Regions from separate parts of the Homo sapiens genome. Here region 1 is linked to region 2. The links are chromatin loops, found by intact Hi-C in ENCODE. Cell type or tissue: PC-3. All regions are shown on one strand. Links, peaks and the distances in the headings refer to the core of each region. The heading gives the core; the rest is flanking DNA. Region 1 has its middle 59 kb from the start of ZNF157. Region 2 overlaps ZNF157 (zinc finger protein 157).

Region 1 (8,330 bases), core at 260-8,259, 72 kb before region 2:
AAATATATATATATATATGAAACTTTCAGCCATTATTTCTTCCAATATTTTTTCATCACTACTCTGTTTCTTGTCTACTTGTAGAAGTCCAGTCTAGTGATATAAATCTTAGATCTTTGTTATTGCTCTGTAGGTCTCTGAGACTGTCCATCTTTTTTTAGTGTATTTTGCCCCTGTTGATGAGATTGGACAATTTCTACTGTTCTGTCTGCCAAGTCACTTCTCTGTCACGTTCATCCTGCCATTGAACCCTTTGCATTAGTTTTAACTTTTTTTTTTTTTTGCCCAGGCTGGAGTGCGATGGCGCGATCTCGGCTTACCACAACCTCTGCCTCCCAGGTTCAAGTGATTCTCCTGCCTCAGCCTCCTGGGTAGCTGGGATTGCAGGCATGCGCCACCATGCCTGGCTAATTTTGTATTTTTCGTAGAGACAGGGTTTCTTCATTTTGGTCAGGCTGGTCTCGAACTCCCGACCTCAGGTGATCCACCCACCTCGCCCTCCCAAAATGTTGGGATTACAGGCGTGAACCACAGCGCCTACTTTTTTTTTTTTTTTTTTTTTAAGAATCTCCCTCTGTCGCCCAGGCTGGAGTGCAATGGCGCGATCTTGGCTCACTGCAACCCCTGCCTCCTGGGTTTGAGCAATTCTTCTGACTCAGCCTCCTGAGTAGCTGGGATTACAGATGTGTGCAACCACACCCGGCTAATTTTTGTATTTTTAGTAGAGAAGGGGTTTCACCACCTTGGTCAGGCTGGTCTCGAACTCCTGACCATGTGATCTGCCCGCCTAGGCCTCCCAAAGTGCTGGGATTACAAGCGTGAGCCACCGCACCTGATCAGTTTTAACTTTCATTTATAATTTTTATTTCTATCATTTCTATTTGGTTCTTTTTCTATATCATCTATATGGTGAGATTTTCCTTCTTGTTTTTTTTTTCATTTATTTATTTATTTATTTTTTAACAGGGTCTCACTCTATTGACCAGGCTGGAGTGCAGTGGTGCAGTCACAGCTCACTGCAGCTTCAACCTACTGGGCTCAATTGATTCTCCTAGCTTAGCCTCTCAAGTAGCTGGGACCACAGGTGCACACCATCATACCTGGCTACTTTTTGTATTTTTTGTAGAGGTGGGGCTTCACCATGTTGCCCAGGCTGGTCTCAAATTCCTGGGCTCAAATGATTCAACTGCCTTGGCCTCTCAAAGTGCTGGGATTACAGGCGTGAGCCACCACGCCTGGCACAAGGATTTCTATTTCTTCTTTTGTTTCCAGTTTATTTGTAATTCCTTATTGAATCATTTTTATGATGACTACTCTAAAATCCTTGTCAGATAATTCCAGCATCTGATTCATCTTGTTATTGGCTTCTGTTTCTCTGTTTTGTTTTTTGGCTTTTTTTTTGAGACTGAGTCTTGCTCTATCACCCAAGCTAGAGTACAGTGGCATGATCTTGGCTCACTGCAACCTCTGCCTCCCAGGTTCAAGCGATTCTCCTGTCTTAGCCTCCTGAGTAGTTGAGATTACAGGTGCCTGCCACCACACCCGGCTCATTTTTGTATTTTTAGTAGAGACGGGGGTTTCACCATGTTGGTCAGGCTGGTCTCGGACTCCTGACCTCAAGTGATCCACCCGCCTCGGTCTCCCAAAGTGCTGGGATTACAGGTGTGAGCCACTGCACCTGGCCTGTTTGTTTGTTTGTTTTGTTTTTGTTTTTGTTTTTTTGAGACAGAGTCTTACTCTGTTGCCTAGGCTGGAGTGCAGTGGCACAATCATGGCTCACTGCAGCCTCAACTTAACCTGGGCTCAGGTGATCCTCCCAGCTCAGCCTCCTGAGTAGATGGGACTACAGGCATGTGCCACCACGCCTGGCTAATTTTTCTGTTTGTTTATTTTTTTTTTTTTGTAGAGATGAGGTTTCACCATGTTGTCCAGGCTGGTCTTGAACTTCGGGGCTCAAGTGATCCGCCTGCCTTGGCCTCCCAAAATGCTGGGATTATAGCTGTGAGCCACCCTGCCCAGCCACTATTGGCTTCTATTGATGGTCTCCTTTCATTTACATTGTGATTTCTCTGGGTTTTGTTATGACATCTGATTTTTTATTGTATCCTGGACATTTCGTCTATATGCTAGGACATTCAGGGTCCTATTTAAATCTCTATTTTAGTAGGCAGTCATTCTGTTTAGGTTTAGCATTCAGGTTCCAATGACAATTAAAAAAAATTCGTAGAGACAAGATCTTGCTCTGTTGCCCAGGCTGGAGTGCAGTGGTATGATCATAGCTTGTTGCAGCCTTGACTTCCTGTGTTCAAGGGACCCTCCTTCTTCAGCCTCTTGAGTAGCTGGGACTATAGGCACGTGCCACCATGCCTGGTTAATATTTTAATTTTTAGTAGAGACGAGGTCTTGCTATGCTGCCTGAGCTGGTCTGAAACTCCTGGGCTCAAGTGATCCTCCCACCTCACTCTCCCAAAGTGCTGGGATTACAGGTGTGAGCCACCACACCCAGCCTCCGATGACAATTTTGTTTACAGAGACCTTACAGTGTCCTTCTGGTCTGTTTCATTTGCCTGGTTCCATTAGGGCGTTATCTCAGTCTTTATTGGTGCCAGGGGCAGATGTTGCTTCCCTGGTTCCATCTGGTGCTGCTGGGTAGGGGATGGAAGATGTGGAGTTGGGAGGTGGGAGGACTTTTTTCAGCTTCGGGTGTTGGTAGGCCTTCTGCTCCATTTGCCTTGGTGCTGGACTTAGGAGTAGAAGGTCTTCTCCCCTTCCCCTGGGTCTGCATGATGCAAAGTTTTTTGTTTTCGTTTTTGTTTTTGTTTTGAGACGGGTTCTCACTCTGTTACCCAAGCTGAGTGGAGTGGCACAATCACAGCTCACTGCAGCCTCAACCTCCTGGGGTCAAGCAATCCTCCTGCCTCAGCCTCCGAGTAGCTGGGACTACAGGCACGCACTACTATGCCTGGCTAAATTTTTATTTTTTGTAGAGATGGGGTCTCACAATTTTGCCCAGGCTGCAAAGTTTTAAACAGAGTTTTTTTGTGTGTGTGTGGTTGCACTGCTGCAAATGGCTCAGGGCACCTCATCAGACTTTCACTTAGTTGATCTGTCTGTGAATCAGATCCTGTTAGCCTCAGGAATCTCCATGTATCAAGGCAAGTGCCATATGCAAAATCCCAGGGGGCAGCATGGCATAGTGGCAACTTCTTTTTGCCATAGCTTCCAGTCTGCATAATTGTCAGTCCCTGGCATTCAAAAGGCCCATTAGGCCTGATCGGCCCAAGTGTGATGGCACTCTGTATAGCCCGTTGGATTTTTTTATTCAGAGCACTGCCATCTCTATTAGGTTTTTGTTTAATACAGTGATCTTCTCCACACCCCTCCTCCATCTTGTGTTATTTTACTGATACCTCATGGCTGGGTGGAGGAAGCCAGGTGGACTCCTGCTTGTGTTCTATCCCACAGCTGCTGTTTTAATTGTAGCATTCCTCCATTGAGAACATCTCATATAATCAGGAGAAGGCAGGGCATAGTGGCTCATGCCTGTAATGCCAACACTTTGGGAAGCTGGGGTGGGAGAATTGCTTGAATCCAAGAGTTTGACACCAGCCTGGGCAACATAGTGAGACTATGTTTGTACAGCAAATACAAAAATTAACTGGGCATGATGGTGCACACCTGTAGTCCCAGCTACTCAGGAGGCTGGGCAGGAGGATCGCTTGAGCCTGGGAAGTCGAGGCTGCAGTGAGCCATGATTGTGCACTGCACTCTCCTGGGCAACAGAGTGAGACCCTGTCTCAAAAAAAAACAAGAAAACCAGGAGCAGTATTACACATCTATTATTACAGTACTTTTATTATTTATTTATTTTTTTTGGAGACTGAGTCTTCCTCTATTGCCCAGGCTAGAATGCAGTGGAGCAATCTTGGCTCATGGCTACCTCCGCCTCCCGGGTTCAAGTGATTCTCCTGCCTCAGCCTCCCAAGTAGCTGGGATTACAGGTGTGCACCACCATGCCTGGCTAAATTTTTTTGTATTTTTAGTAGAGACGGGGTTTCACCATGTTGGCCAGGCTGGTCTTGAACTCCTGACCTCAGGTGATCTGCCTGCCTCAGCCTCCCAAAGTGCTGGGATTACAGGCTTGAGCCACTACGCCCAGACTATTACGGTACTTTTAGCAGCATCAGTTCAAACCACTTGAGTGTGTGTCCATCAAGTAAAACATAACACAGTTTGAACAAGTATCCTTCACAGTGGCGAATCCGTGTGGGTCTGCGGCAACCTCAATCCTTGCCTCATAAGAAGAAAGAATTCAACTGAGGGGCATAAAGCAGAAGGAGAGACTGAGGCAAGTTTTAGAGCAGGAGCAAAAGTTTATTAAAAAGCTCTAGAGCAGGAACAAAAGGAAGTAAAGTGCACTTGGAAGAGGGCAAAGTGGGTGACTAAAGAGTCAAGTGCATGGTTTGACCTTTGACTTGGGGTTTTATACTTCAGCATGCTTCCAGGGTCTTGCGTCCCTTCTCCCATGATTCTTCCCTTGGGGTGGGCTGTCCCCATGCACAGTGGCCTGCCAGCACCTAGAAGGGGCCACATGCACACTGTGTTTACTGGAGTTGTACGCAAGCTCACTTGAGGCATTCTTCCCTTACCAGCCGAAAGGTCAGATACCAGTTAAACTCCGCCTCTTAGTGCGCATGATTGAGCCCATTCGCCCAACTCCTGGAATCTTATCAGAAAGCTGCTGTTCACCAGCTTCAGGTGTTTTCTATTTATTGGGAGACCACCTTTCCCTGGTGCCAACCTCAACCAATTACCATTTTAGAAAAACAGTTTAACAACCGCCTGACTGTCACCTGATGGTCGCCTGACATTCCTGGGGGTGGGGGTGGGGGCGCTCCTGCCCTGCTCGTGTCTGCCTGACTACCTACTGTAACAGTATCAACCATGGTGAGGCACCCCTGAGAACCTGAGAGGGTGTCACAGGTTCGATGTGGTCAATCTATTAGGAGCAGGTGGGGGCCAATGCCTAGTGTAATGGGGACTCTGTAACCAAAAGACTAATGGACTAATGGTCTGGCATCCGAATCAGAAATGTAGAGTTCTCTACTTTGTAACAAACAGCATCTTTTCCCCATTTTGGCTTCCAGAGAGCTGAGTATTTTGAATCCACCCCTGCAGATTCGCTATAAGAAACTTTACTTGGCAAGCAGGACTCTGGATTTTGTTGGGGTTGACCAGCTACCCCTGCTGGTGGAGGCGCGACAACACCTTGGTTCGGGCTGTGAGACTAAGGCTTTTTTTTTTTTTTGAGATGGAGTCTCACTCTGTCACCAAGGTTGGAGTGCAGTGGCGTGATCTCAGCTCACTGCACCCTCCACCTCTCGGGTTCGAGTGATTCTCCTGTCTCAGCCTCCCGAGTAGCTGTGATTACAGGCACCCATCATCATGCCTGGCTAATTTTTTGGTACATTTAGTAGAAACGGGGTTTCGTCATGTTGACCAGGTTGTTCTTGAACTCCTGACCTCAAGTGATCCACCCGCCTCATCCTCCCAAAGTGCTAGGATTACAGGTGTGAGCCGCTACACCCAGCCGAGACTAATGCTTTTGAATTGCCACCCAACGGAACATCAGCTATGTAGTGAAAGCTCCAGACATCAGAGGGTAGAGGCACTTGCACTGAGAACTCACCCACTGGTGACAAATGGTAGTAGAGTTTTCCCTATGAGTGCTTTTTACATGTAGCAGTGCCCTAAAAAGAGAAAGAAAGCATGTGTGATCAGACCTGGGCGGTGGGGGGGGGGGGCAGGGTTGGGGGGTGTCTCCCCATTGCCCTTAACTTGGCTTGCAGAGCTCCTCTGTCTTCTCTCCAAAAAGACATTGTGACCTTACTTGGCTTCACGTTGGATGCCAATTTGTCAAGCGGCCAAGCAGTTGTTAAGCAGCAGCACAGTAAAGTTGGCTTGTCACATTTCTTTAGATTCAGCTGGTAAGGAGACAACAAACTCATTTTTATTTTTATTTATTTTTTTTCAGACACAGTCTCACTCTGTCACCCAGGCATGAGTTCAGTAGCACAATCACGGCTCACTGCAGCCTCGACCTCCCAGGCTCAAGTGACCCTCCCACCTCAGCCTCCCGAGTAGCTGGGACTACAGGTATGTGCCACCACGCCTGACAATTCTATTTTTATTTTTTGTAGAGATGGGGTCTTGCTATGCTTCTTCAGCTGGTCTTGAATTTCTGGACTTAAACATTCCTCCTGCCTCAGCCTCCCAAAGTGTTAAGGATTACAAGTGTGAGCCACCTTGCCCAGCCGCATAAGGATTTATTATGTTCACACAGTAAAAGCAAGGTCATTGTGTCATCCCAGAGGATGACACTCAACTAGATGACACAAAACATGCATGGTGGCTCACTTTGTTGTGGATGACCCTCCTCTAAACTACAGCCAAGCCGTCTTAAAAATTACAATGAAGTCAGCTGGGTGCGGTGGCTCACGCCTGTAATCCCAGCACTTTGGGGGGCTGAGGTGGGTGGATTACTTGAGGCCAGGAGTTCAAGACCAGCCTGGCCAACATGGTGAAACCCCGTCTCTACTAAAAATGCAAAAAATTAGCCGGGTGTGGTGGCTCATGCCTGTAGTCCCAGCTGCTTGGGAGGCTGAGACACTAGAATTGCTTGAACCCGGGAGGCAGAGGTTGCAGTGAACTGAGATTGTGCCGCTGCACTCCAGCCTGGGTGACAGAGCAAGACTCTGTTTCAAAAAAAAAAAAAATGGAATTGAGAATTACAGTGAAATCTTCCACTGTACCCTAAGGGGCAGGCCTGCTGAGGCAGAAAGTCCCCTGTGTCATCAGAACCAGAGAGACAGGCTGGGTGCAGTGGCTCACACCTGTAATCCCAACACTTTGGGAGGCTGAGGCAGGTAGATCGCTTGAGCCCAGGAGTTTTTTTTTTTTTTTTTCTGAGACGGAATCTTTCTCTGTCACCCAGGCTGGAGTGCAGTGGTGTGATCTTGGCTCACTGCAACCTCCACCTCCCAGTTTCAAGCAGTCCTCCTGCCTCAACCCCCCGAGTAGCTGGGATTACAGGCACCCACCACCACACCTGGCTAATTTTTGTGTTTTTAGTAGAGACAAGGTTTCACCATGTTGGCCAGGCTGGTCTCAAACTTCTGACCTCTGGTGATCCACCCACCTCGGCCTCCCAAAGTGCTGGGATTACAGGCGTGAGCCACTGCACCCAGCTGAGCCCAGGAATTTGAGATCGGTTTGGGTAACATGGTGAAACCCTGTGTCTACAAAAAAATACAAAAATTAACTAGGCGTAGTGGCATGCACCGATAGTCCCAGCTACTCAGGAGGCCAAGGTGGGAGGATTGCTTTAGCCCAGGAAGTCAAGGCTGCAGTGAGCCGTGATCATGCACTCCAGCCTAGGTGACAGAACAAGACCCTGTCTCAAAAAAAAGAACCAGGGAGGCAGATGAGAAACAGCTTTGTGATAGCTCTTCACAGGACTGCTGTGTTCCAGGCGAAGATGCCAGGGCATGCCACCAGGATTCAGGTGACTGCTCCCAAGCTTTGACTCTGTAGCCTATGCGGAGAAATGCCAGGCTGCCAGGGCACCTGGCTAGAGCCCTCCACATACAATTTATACAATGAGACAGGCCTTATAGCTTAGAATCTTATCAGTATTTATTTATTTATTTATTTACTTATTTATTTATTTTGAGACAGAGTCTCGCCCTGTTGCCCAGGCTGGAGTGCAGTGGCACGATCTCAACTCACTGCAGCCTCCACCTCCCGGGTTCAAACGATTCTTCTGCCTCAGCCTCCCGAGTAGCTGGGATTACAGACGCGCACCACCATGCCCAGCTAAATTTTGTATTTTTAGTAGAGACAGGCTTTCGCCATATTGGTCAGGCTGGTTTTGAACTCCTGACCTCAGGTGATCCTCCCGCCTCGGCCTCCCAAAGTGCTGGGATTATAGGCGTGAGCCACTGCACCCGACCATAGTGACTTTTTGCAAACCCTCAAGGGCTGTAAACAAAACAACTTTCCATTGCCAGAGAATTATATTTAAATCAACGTTACTATCCAAATGTCTAAATGTCTTTTAACACATGGTTACTTGTTTATTTCTTCTCTAATCTTCTATGCAGGATAAATTCAGATTCTTGTCCTCAGGAGTCTGGATTAAAAATATACTTTGTATTGCTGGCAATATTGTCATAAAACTAAATTTTCTTATACGGATACATTAAAAAGCACAGGGAGTGCTGGGCTTGGTGGCTCATGCCTGTAATCCCAGCAATTTGGGAGGCCAAGGC
Region 2 (8,330 bases), core at 249-8,248:
GTTGGCTGTTTTTGTGTGTATATATATTTCTAGGTTCTCTATTCTATTCCATTGATCTATTTGCCTATTCTTTCACCAATACCTCTGTCTTGATTAGTCTAGTTTTATAGTAAGTCATGAAGTTGGGTGGTCTCAGTCCTCTGACTTTGTTCTTGTTTAGTACTATGTTGACTACTTTGGATTTTTGCCTTTCCATATAAACTTTAGAATCAGTTTGTTGATAGCCACAAAATAATTTGGTGGGAATTTGATTGGGATTATGTTGAATCTCCTGATCAAGGTGGGGACAATTGACATGTTAACAGTATTGAGTCTTCCCTTTAGCAGCAGAGAATCCATACGGGTCTGCAGCAACCTCAATTCTTGCCTCCTCAGAAAAAAGAATTTGAGGGGCATAAGACAGAGTGAGAGACCAGGGCAAGTTTTAGAGCAGTAGTGAAAGTTTATTAAAAAGCTTTAGAGCAAGGATGAAAGGAAGCAAACTACACTTGGAAGAGGGCCAAGCAGGCGACTTCAGAGATCAAATGTGCGGTTTGACTTTGACTTGGGGTTTTATGCTTCCTGGGTCTATATTACCCCTCCTTTGATTCTTACCTTGGGGTGGGCTGTCCGCATGTGCTGTGGCTTGTCAGCGCTTGAGAAGGGGCCGCATGCGCATTGTGGTTACTGAAGTTCTACGCATGCTCACTTGAGGAGTTTTTCCCTTACCAGCGGAGTGTTCCTAAAGGAAGGTTATATACCAGTTAAACTCGGCCATTTTGCATCGTAGTGCACATGTCTTGAGCCCACTGGCCCAACTCCTGAGATCTTATTGGGAAGCTGCTGATCACCAGTTTCAGGTTTTTTGGTATCTGTTGAGAGACTGCCTTTCCCTGGCGCCAGCTGCAACCAATTATTATTTTTATTTATTATTATTATTTTTCTTTTTTATTATTATTTTTCTTTTTTTTTTAGGAGGAACAGGAGAAGCAGGAGGAGGAGGATGAGCAGGAGAGAAAGGAGGAGGAGAAAGAGGAGGAAGAGGAGCAGGAGGAGGAGAAAGAGAAGGAGGAGCAGGAGGAGGAGAAAGAGAAGGAGGAGCAGGAGGAGGAGAAAGAGAAGGAGGAGGAACAGGAGGAGCAGGAGAAAGAAAAGGAGGAGCAGGAGGAGGAGGAGAAAGAGAAGGAGGAGGAGGAGGAAGAGGAGCAGGAGGAGGAGGAGCAGGAGGAGGAGAAAGAGAAGGAGGAAGAGCAGGAGGAGGAGGAGCAGGAGGAGGAGGAGAAAGAGAAGGAGGAAGAGCAGAAGGAGAAAGAGCAGGAGGAGGAGGAGCAGGAGGAGGAGGAGAAAGAGAAGGAGGAAGAGCAGAAGGAGAAAGAGCAGGAGGAGGAGAAGCAGCAGGAGGAGGAGCAGCAGGAGGAAGAGGAGCAGGAGGAGGAGCAGGGAGCAATTATTATTTTAGAGAGACAGTTTTAACAACTGCCTGACCATCACCTCCTGGTGGGGTTTGAGGGGGGGTGCTCTCCTGCTCTGCTCATGTCTAACTACCTAACTACCTAATTACTCTAACATTTCTGTCAATAAACATGCAATATCTCTCTGTTTACTTATATATTCTGATATATTTCATGTCAAATTTTGTTTGATTTTCCTCATGTATGTCTTCTACATATTTTGTTAGGTTTATGTATATTTTATCTTTTTGGTGCTAACGTAAATGGTATTATGTTTTTAATTTTAAATATCAATTGTTCATTTCGGGTATATAGGAAAACAATTGACTTTTATTAAGCCTGTATCCTGTGACTTTACTATAATCACTTAATAGTGCCAGAAAATCCTTTACTGAAATGGATTGTGAGAGTAGCTAAATGATAGGGGTAGTATGTTTGATTTTGAATGCTGTAGAGTGGAAGAGCATGTCTGGGTTGATGCAGGACCCACAGCTCATAGTGACCAATCACAGATGGCTGTACTTGAGCCAGACACACAAAAACACAAGAAGTTATTCATGAGGGAAGACCTAGCATGCCAGACTTGCTCAAAGCCACTGTAAAGTGTGTTTACCCTGTCAGCGGAAAGAGTCAAATTCTGTAAAATATTTGAAGAGACTTATTCCAAACCAGCACTCAGGAGATACTGAGAACAGGTGCCCAAGGTATGTGTTAGATGTCCACTGATTCGGTTCGGAAAGGCGGGACAACTTGAAGTGGGGGCTTCCAGGTAACAGGTAGATAAGAGACAAAAGGTTGCATTCTCTTGGGTCTTTGATCAGCTTTTCACTGAATACATAATTTACATGTGAGAGGGGATAGAATAGTCTGCCTAATGAAACAACAGGGCAGAGGAAGCAATCAGATACCCATTTGTCTCAGGTGAGCAGAGGGAGGACATTGAGTTCTGTCTGTCCTTTGTCATCCTGCACCTGTGAAGATAAGCTATCAATTTACGTTGCCAGGGTGAAATTCAACAGAACTTTTTTTTTTTTTTTTTTTTTTTTTGAGACGCAGTCTCGCTCTGTTGCCCAGGCTGGAGTGCAGTGGCGTGATCTCAGCTCACTGCAACCTCTGCCTCCCGGGTTCAAGCGATTCTCCTGCCTCAGCCTGCGAGTAGCTGGGATTACAGGCTTGTCTCGGACTCCTGACCTCGTGATCCGCCCACCTCGGCCTCCCAAAGTGCTGGGATTACAGGCATGAGCCACCGCACCCAGCCCAGAACATCTTAAGGTAAAGGTCTTGAGGCCCACAAGGTCTTTTCTTGTGGGCAAATTGCGAGGGAGGCATGTAGCCTTTTTTTTTTTTTTAATCTTTGTAGCTATCTTATTTGGGAATAAAATGTGAAGCAGGTTTGCCTAACACCCTTTGGCTTAATGATTTTGGAGTCCTGAGATTTATTTTCCTTCACAACCCTAAGTATAGGACTGTGTAACATATGCCAAGAGGAGCACCCCTGATGAAGCAGCTGATAGGCTTCATATGCAGGCCATGTGGGACTGGCTTTATGGTGCCTATGATATTCACCCACTGAATATGCCCATTACCCAGGCCATATTCAGCTATGGTTAAGGGGTCTTTTTGCATAGGCACCCCATGTAAACTTACAGCTGCAAAATACAGCAATAGACCCAAAAGCCTCATTGAATTTGCTGCCTCAGCTTCCCTTCAGGGATCCCACAGCTGCTAATGAAAACATTAAGTTAACGTGAAAATGGGGAGAAGCCTAGGGAAGGGTCAAGTCTACCAGCAAAGTGGAAATCTCTCAGTGGCTATTAAGAAATGGGATGGCCGGGCGCAGTGGCTTATGCCTGTAATCCCAGCACTTTGGGAGGCCGAGGTGGGCGGATCACAAGGTCAGGAGTTTGAGACCAGCCTGGCCAATATGGTGAAACCCCATCTCTACTAAAAAATACAAAAAAATTAGCCAGGCGTGGTGGCGGGCACCTGTAGTCCCAGCTGCTTGGGAGGCTGAGGCAGGAGAATTGCTTGAACCCGGGAGTCACAGGTTGCAGTGAGCTGAGATCGCACCACTGCACTCCAGCCTGGGTGACAGAGAGGGACTCAGTCTCAAAAAAAAAAAAAAAAAAAAAAAAAAAGAAATGGGATGGCTGGGCTTTGTTTGGTGGCTCACACCTGTAATTCCAGCACTTTGGGAGGCTGAGACAGGTGGATCGTTTGAGCCCAGGAATTCAAAACCAGCCTGGGCAACATAGCGAAATCCCATCTCTACAAAAAAAAAATAATAAATAAAAAAAATTAGCTGAGCATGGTGGTGCACGCCTGTAATTCCAGCTGCTTGTGAAGCTGAGGTGGGAGGATCACTTGAGCTGGGGAGGTCAAGCCTGCAGTAAGCCATGATCGCACCACTGCACTCTGTCTCAGAAAAAAAAAAAAAAAAAAAAAAAGACCAAGGGCAAAGGTTCTTTGGCTCCACCCCGGGATGGGGACCCAAAGCTTTGTGCACATGAAATGGGTGGTGAAGAGAAGTTTCTGGGTAAAATGGGAGGAAAAGAGAACTTTCTGGGACCCCTTTATATGGAAGCCTCATACACGGAGGTACCAAAATCCATTAGTGAAGCTGTAACATGGGCTACAACTAGACTGGGAGAATATAGAAATGTAACAGTTGATAGGATTAAGGTGTACATTTGGGTGAAAATTGGAATGTGTTTAAACAGGCTTTGTGGCTGGGTGCGGTTGCTCACCCCTGTAATCCCACCACTTTGGGAGGCCGAGGCGGGTGGATCACTTGAGGTCAGGAGTTTGAGACCAGCCTGGCTAACATGGTGAAACCCTGTCTCTACTGAAAATTAAAAAAAAAAAAAATTAGCTGGGTGTGGTGACATGTGCCTGTACTCCCAGCTTCTCAGGAGGCTGCAGTGAGCCGAGATCGCGCCACTGCACTCCAGTCTAGGTGACAGAGCGAGACAAAGTCTCAAATAAATAAATAAGTTTTTTTTAAAAAATAAAAATAAACAGGTTTTAGCTGAATGTTTTATGGGAATGGATATTATGACTGACAGGGAACACTTCCCTTAACTAGTATTGTGACACTCAAACCTGTTGATGAAATCCCAATGGAGGAATGTAAGGGTTGATGGGATTAAGGTGGAAGTTTGGAAAATTTGTAGATTTGAACAGGCTTTATTTGAAATGGTTGCATCTCTTTTACCTCAATGTATTATGGAGATTGAAATTGTATCTGACTGTGGAATGTTTCCCCTCTCTAGTATTGTAAATTCACCCTTCAACCAGTATTACTTGAACATGCTAAACGGGAACCAGTAAGATTGCCGAAGCCCACGAAGTATACAATAGAACCTGGGGTGCCGCACAGACAGATTACCTGTACAATAGCCCTTTGTGGAGCAGAGACCGGCGCTTATGGCAAAAGCCTAAGAGCGCCTCCTAGTGGTAACCTGGGACTTTGGACTAGAGAATTTCCAGTTGAGCTTGGATTAGACATTAATTGAAAGTGCCCTTATGATTGAAGGACATAAAATAATTTTGAAACCTAAAATATCCATGATGTCTTGGGTGATGGTGTAACGCTCCAATAGGGAGTGCAGTGCCCAGAGTAGTTCCATAATTACATGGAAATGGTTCGTACAAGAATATGCTGCCAGGGGAGTGCGGAATTAGCGGTTTTCACAACCAGGTAGACTCCTTTCCGCCGGGACTGATGGAGGAGGAGCTGGTCGGTTCTGTCATCGACTGGACAATGCTCCAGCTCTCAACTGACCAACAAAAAGATGCTTGGTTTGTGGATGGCAGTTCCAAGGCGAATGGACTGCATCGTGTTTGGATGTCCCAATGGCGTCCATTATAGCAAAAGGATCCAATTTAGGATTATGTTTAGCATTTACGTGTCATCACTTTAGTGTTATTCAGTTGAGAAGGTTCCTTCTTTGCCTCTCATAACTCTTTGAAGATTTAATTAAATAATAGTATTTAAGTATTTACAAATTTATATTCTTCTCATCATATAAATTGGAATAATGATTACTGAAGCAGATCTGAATAGTCATACAAGTAAGTATATAGAATATATATTAGTTACCCCAGAGCATGAAGAGAGAAATTCCCATGAGCTAAATATTCACATGATGGATTTTACGGTGTTACTCTAAGTCCAGTCCACCTAGCATTTCCAGTTGAGCACACCCTTCCTAGGTGAAATGATAGAAAGAATAACAAACTCTTGAGTGCTAGCTCTGTATCAGTGCTGCCCTAAGCGATTCCGTGTGTGTGTGTGTGTGTGTGTGTGTGTGTGTGTGTGTTTGAGACAGAGTCTTGCTCATGTTGCCTAGGCTGGACTGCAGTGGCACGATCTTGGCTCACTGCAACCTCTGCCTCCCGGGTTCAAGCCGTTCTCCTGCTTCAGCCTCCTGAGTAGCTGGGATTACAGGTGCGTGCCACTACGCCCAGCTAATTTTTGTATTTTTGGTAGAGACAGGATTTCACCATGTTGGCCAGGCTGGTCTCAAACTCCTGACCTCAGGTGATCCACCTGCCTCGGCCTCCCAAAGTGCTGGGATTACAGGTGTGAGCCACTGCACCCGGCCATGATTCCACGTATGAATTCACCCAAATTTCACAGATGACAAGACTGAGGCTCAGAGGAAGGTAGTAACTTAGCCAGAGTAATAGCACGAGTGTGAGTCAGAGCCAAGATTTGAACCCAGGCAGCGTGGCTCCCACCACCATGTTCTTGCTTGTTCTCTTCTGTGTCCAGGAGATTCCTTCCTACCTGACCTTGTTCTCGACGCTCTCTGGTTACTTCTGCATAGCCACAGTCTAAAGCAGTTATACAACCATCCTAGGTGAGCTATGCATTTTTAAAAATTAAACTTTGATTTTGAGATCAGTATCGATTCCCATGCAATTATAGGAATAATACAGAGAGATCGTATGTGCGCTTTATCCAGTTTCTTCCAATGGTAACACCTTCCAGAACAATAGCACAATATCACAACCAGGATGTGGCCATTGACACAACCCCAGGATGTCTCCTGCTGCCCTTTCACAACCACACCTGCTACCCTTGTTCCTGCCATCTATCCCCTCGAGGTTCCTAACCCCGACACTAATCTGTTCTCTATCTCTAGAATGTTGTCATTTCACGAGTGTTATATAAATGAAAGTATACAGTATGTGACTTTTTTTGTTTTTTTTTGAGATGGAGTCTTGCTCTGTCGTCAGGTTGGAGTGCAGTGGTGCGATCTCGGCTTGCTGCAACCTTTGCCTCCCAGGTTCAAGCAATTCTCCTGCCTCAGCCTCCCAAGTAGCTGGGACCAGAGGCGTGCACCATCACACCCGGCTAATTTTTGTATTTTTAGTAGAGATGGAGTTTCACCATGTTGGCCGGGCTGGTCTTGAACTCTGGACCTCAAGTGATCTGCCCATTTCAGCCTCCCAAAGTGCTGGGATTATAGGCATGAGCCACGCCACCCGGCTCCCAATTTGCCCTTTATTTATTTGTTATTTATTTGCTTGTTGCCTTTGTTTCCTGTGTATTTTAGGATGCTTCTAAGTATAAATAAATACGTATTAGAATAAAAGGAAGAAAAAAAAGAAGAAAATATCAATACAAGTTTTAGAAAGTAGGCATGCCTGTCAGCAATCCTACTGAGCCTACTGAACAAGAAAACTTTGCAGTCTTTTTTTTGTTTTTGTTTTTTTTGAGATGGAGTCTCACTCTGTTGCCCAGGCTGGAGTGCAGTGGTGTGATCTTGGCTCACTGAAACCTCTCTTCAAGCGATTTCGTCCATCAGCGTCCCAAGTAGCTGGGACTACAGGCGTGCACCACCATGCCCTGCTAATTTTTTTTTTTTTTTGAGTCAGAGTTTCGCTCTTGTTGCCCAGGCTGGAGTGCAGTGGCACGATCTCAGCTCACTGCAACCTCCGCCTCCCGGATTCAAGTGATTCTCCTGCCTCAGCCTCCCGAGTAGCCTGGGATTACAGGCATGCACCACCATGCCCGGCTAGTTTTGTATTTTTAGTAGAGACGGGGTTTCTCCATGTTGGTCAGGCTAGTCTCGAACTCCCGACCTCAGGTGATCCACCTGCCTCAGCCTCCCAAAGTGTTGGGATTACAGGCATGAGCCACCATGCCCAGCCTGATTTTTGTAGTTTTAGTAGATGGGGTTTCACCATGTTGGTCAGGGTGGTCTTGAACTCCTGAGCTCAAGTGATCCGCCCATCCCAGCCTCCCAAAGTGCTGGGATTACAGGCATAAGCCACCATGCCTGGTCCTGAAGTCTTGCTTAATCTGTATATTCTAGGAAGACACAGCAGAGCAGGAGCTGCAATCAAGAATTACAATGCCTCAGTCGGGCGCGGTGGCTCACACTTGTAATCCCAGCACTTTGGGAGGCTGAGGTGTTCTCAGGAGTTCGAGACCAGCCTGGCCAATGTAGTGAAACCCCCATCTCTACTAAAAATACAAAAACTAGCCAGGCATGGTGGCACATACCTGTAATCCCAGCTACTTGGAAGGCTGAGGCAGGAGAATCACCTGAACACAGGAGGCTGAGATTGTGCCACTGCACTCCAGCCTGGGTGACAGAGCAAGACTCTGTCTCAAAAAAAAAAAAAAAAAAAAAAAGAATTACAATGCTTCTACGGAGAAATCAATAATTCATTTATAGTGGAGAGTTCCTGATATTTAAATTTTTTTATTACTTTATTATTATTTTCTTAGAGAATTACAATGCTTCTACAGAGAAATCAGTAATTCCTTTATAGTGGAGAGTTCCTGATACTTAAATTTTTTTATTACTTTATTATTATTATTTTCTTAGAGACAGGGTCTTGCTTCATCTCCCAGGCTGGAGTGCAGTGGCACAATCATAGCTC

What was found. Peaks named below come from ENCODE experiments on the same cell type or tissue, not always from the same donor. Only the 100,000 strongest peaks of a DNase experiment are listed, where the experiment ranks them.
Region 1: a loop joins it to region 2, with 3 times the contacts of the local background. A loop is called at or near these places in 5 of 110 quality-filtered maps.

Annotation. Positions count from the first base shown.
Region 1 is chrX:47,307,344-47,315,673 of GRCh38, forward strand. No RefSeq gene overlaps it. Among named protein-coding and RNA genes, the nearest start is that of ZNF157, 59 kb to the right of the region's middle. RefSeq lists enhancers at 4,693-5,193, 4,747-5,041 and a silencer at 5,259-5,318. In PC-3, for the core only: a CTCF peak has its summit at 5,238 (motif pointing left); a DNase peak (open chromatin) is centred at 5,238; H3K4me3 peaks cover 465 bases; H3K27ac peaks cover 540 bases.
Region 2 is chrX:47,379,831-47,388,160 of GRCh38, forward strand. The region is part of intron 1 of ZNF157 (zinc finger protein 157); the gene reads left to right. Among named protein-coding and RNA genes, the nearest start is that of SNORA11C, 4.7 kb to the right of the region's middle. RefSeq lists an enhancer at 1,306-1,805. In PC-3, for the core only: a CTCF peak has its summit at 4,888 (motif pointing left); a DNase peak (open chromatin) is centred at 4,841; H3K4me3 peaks cover 669 bases.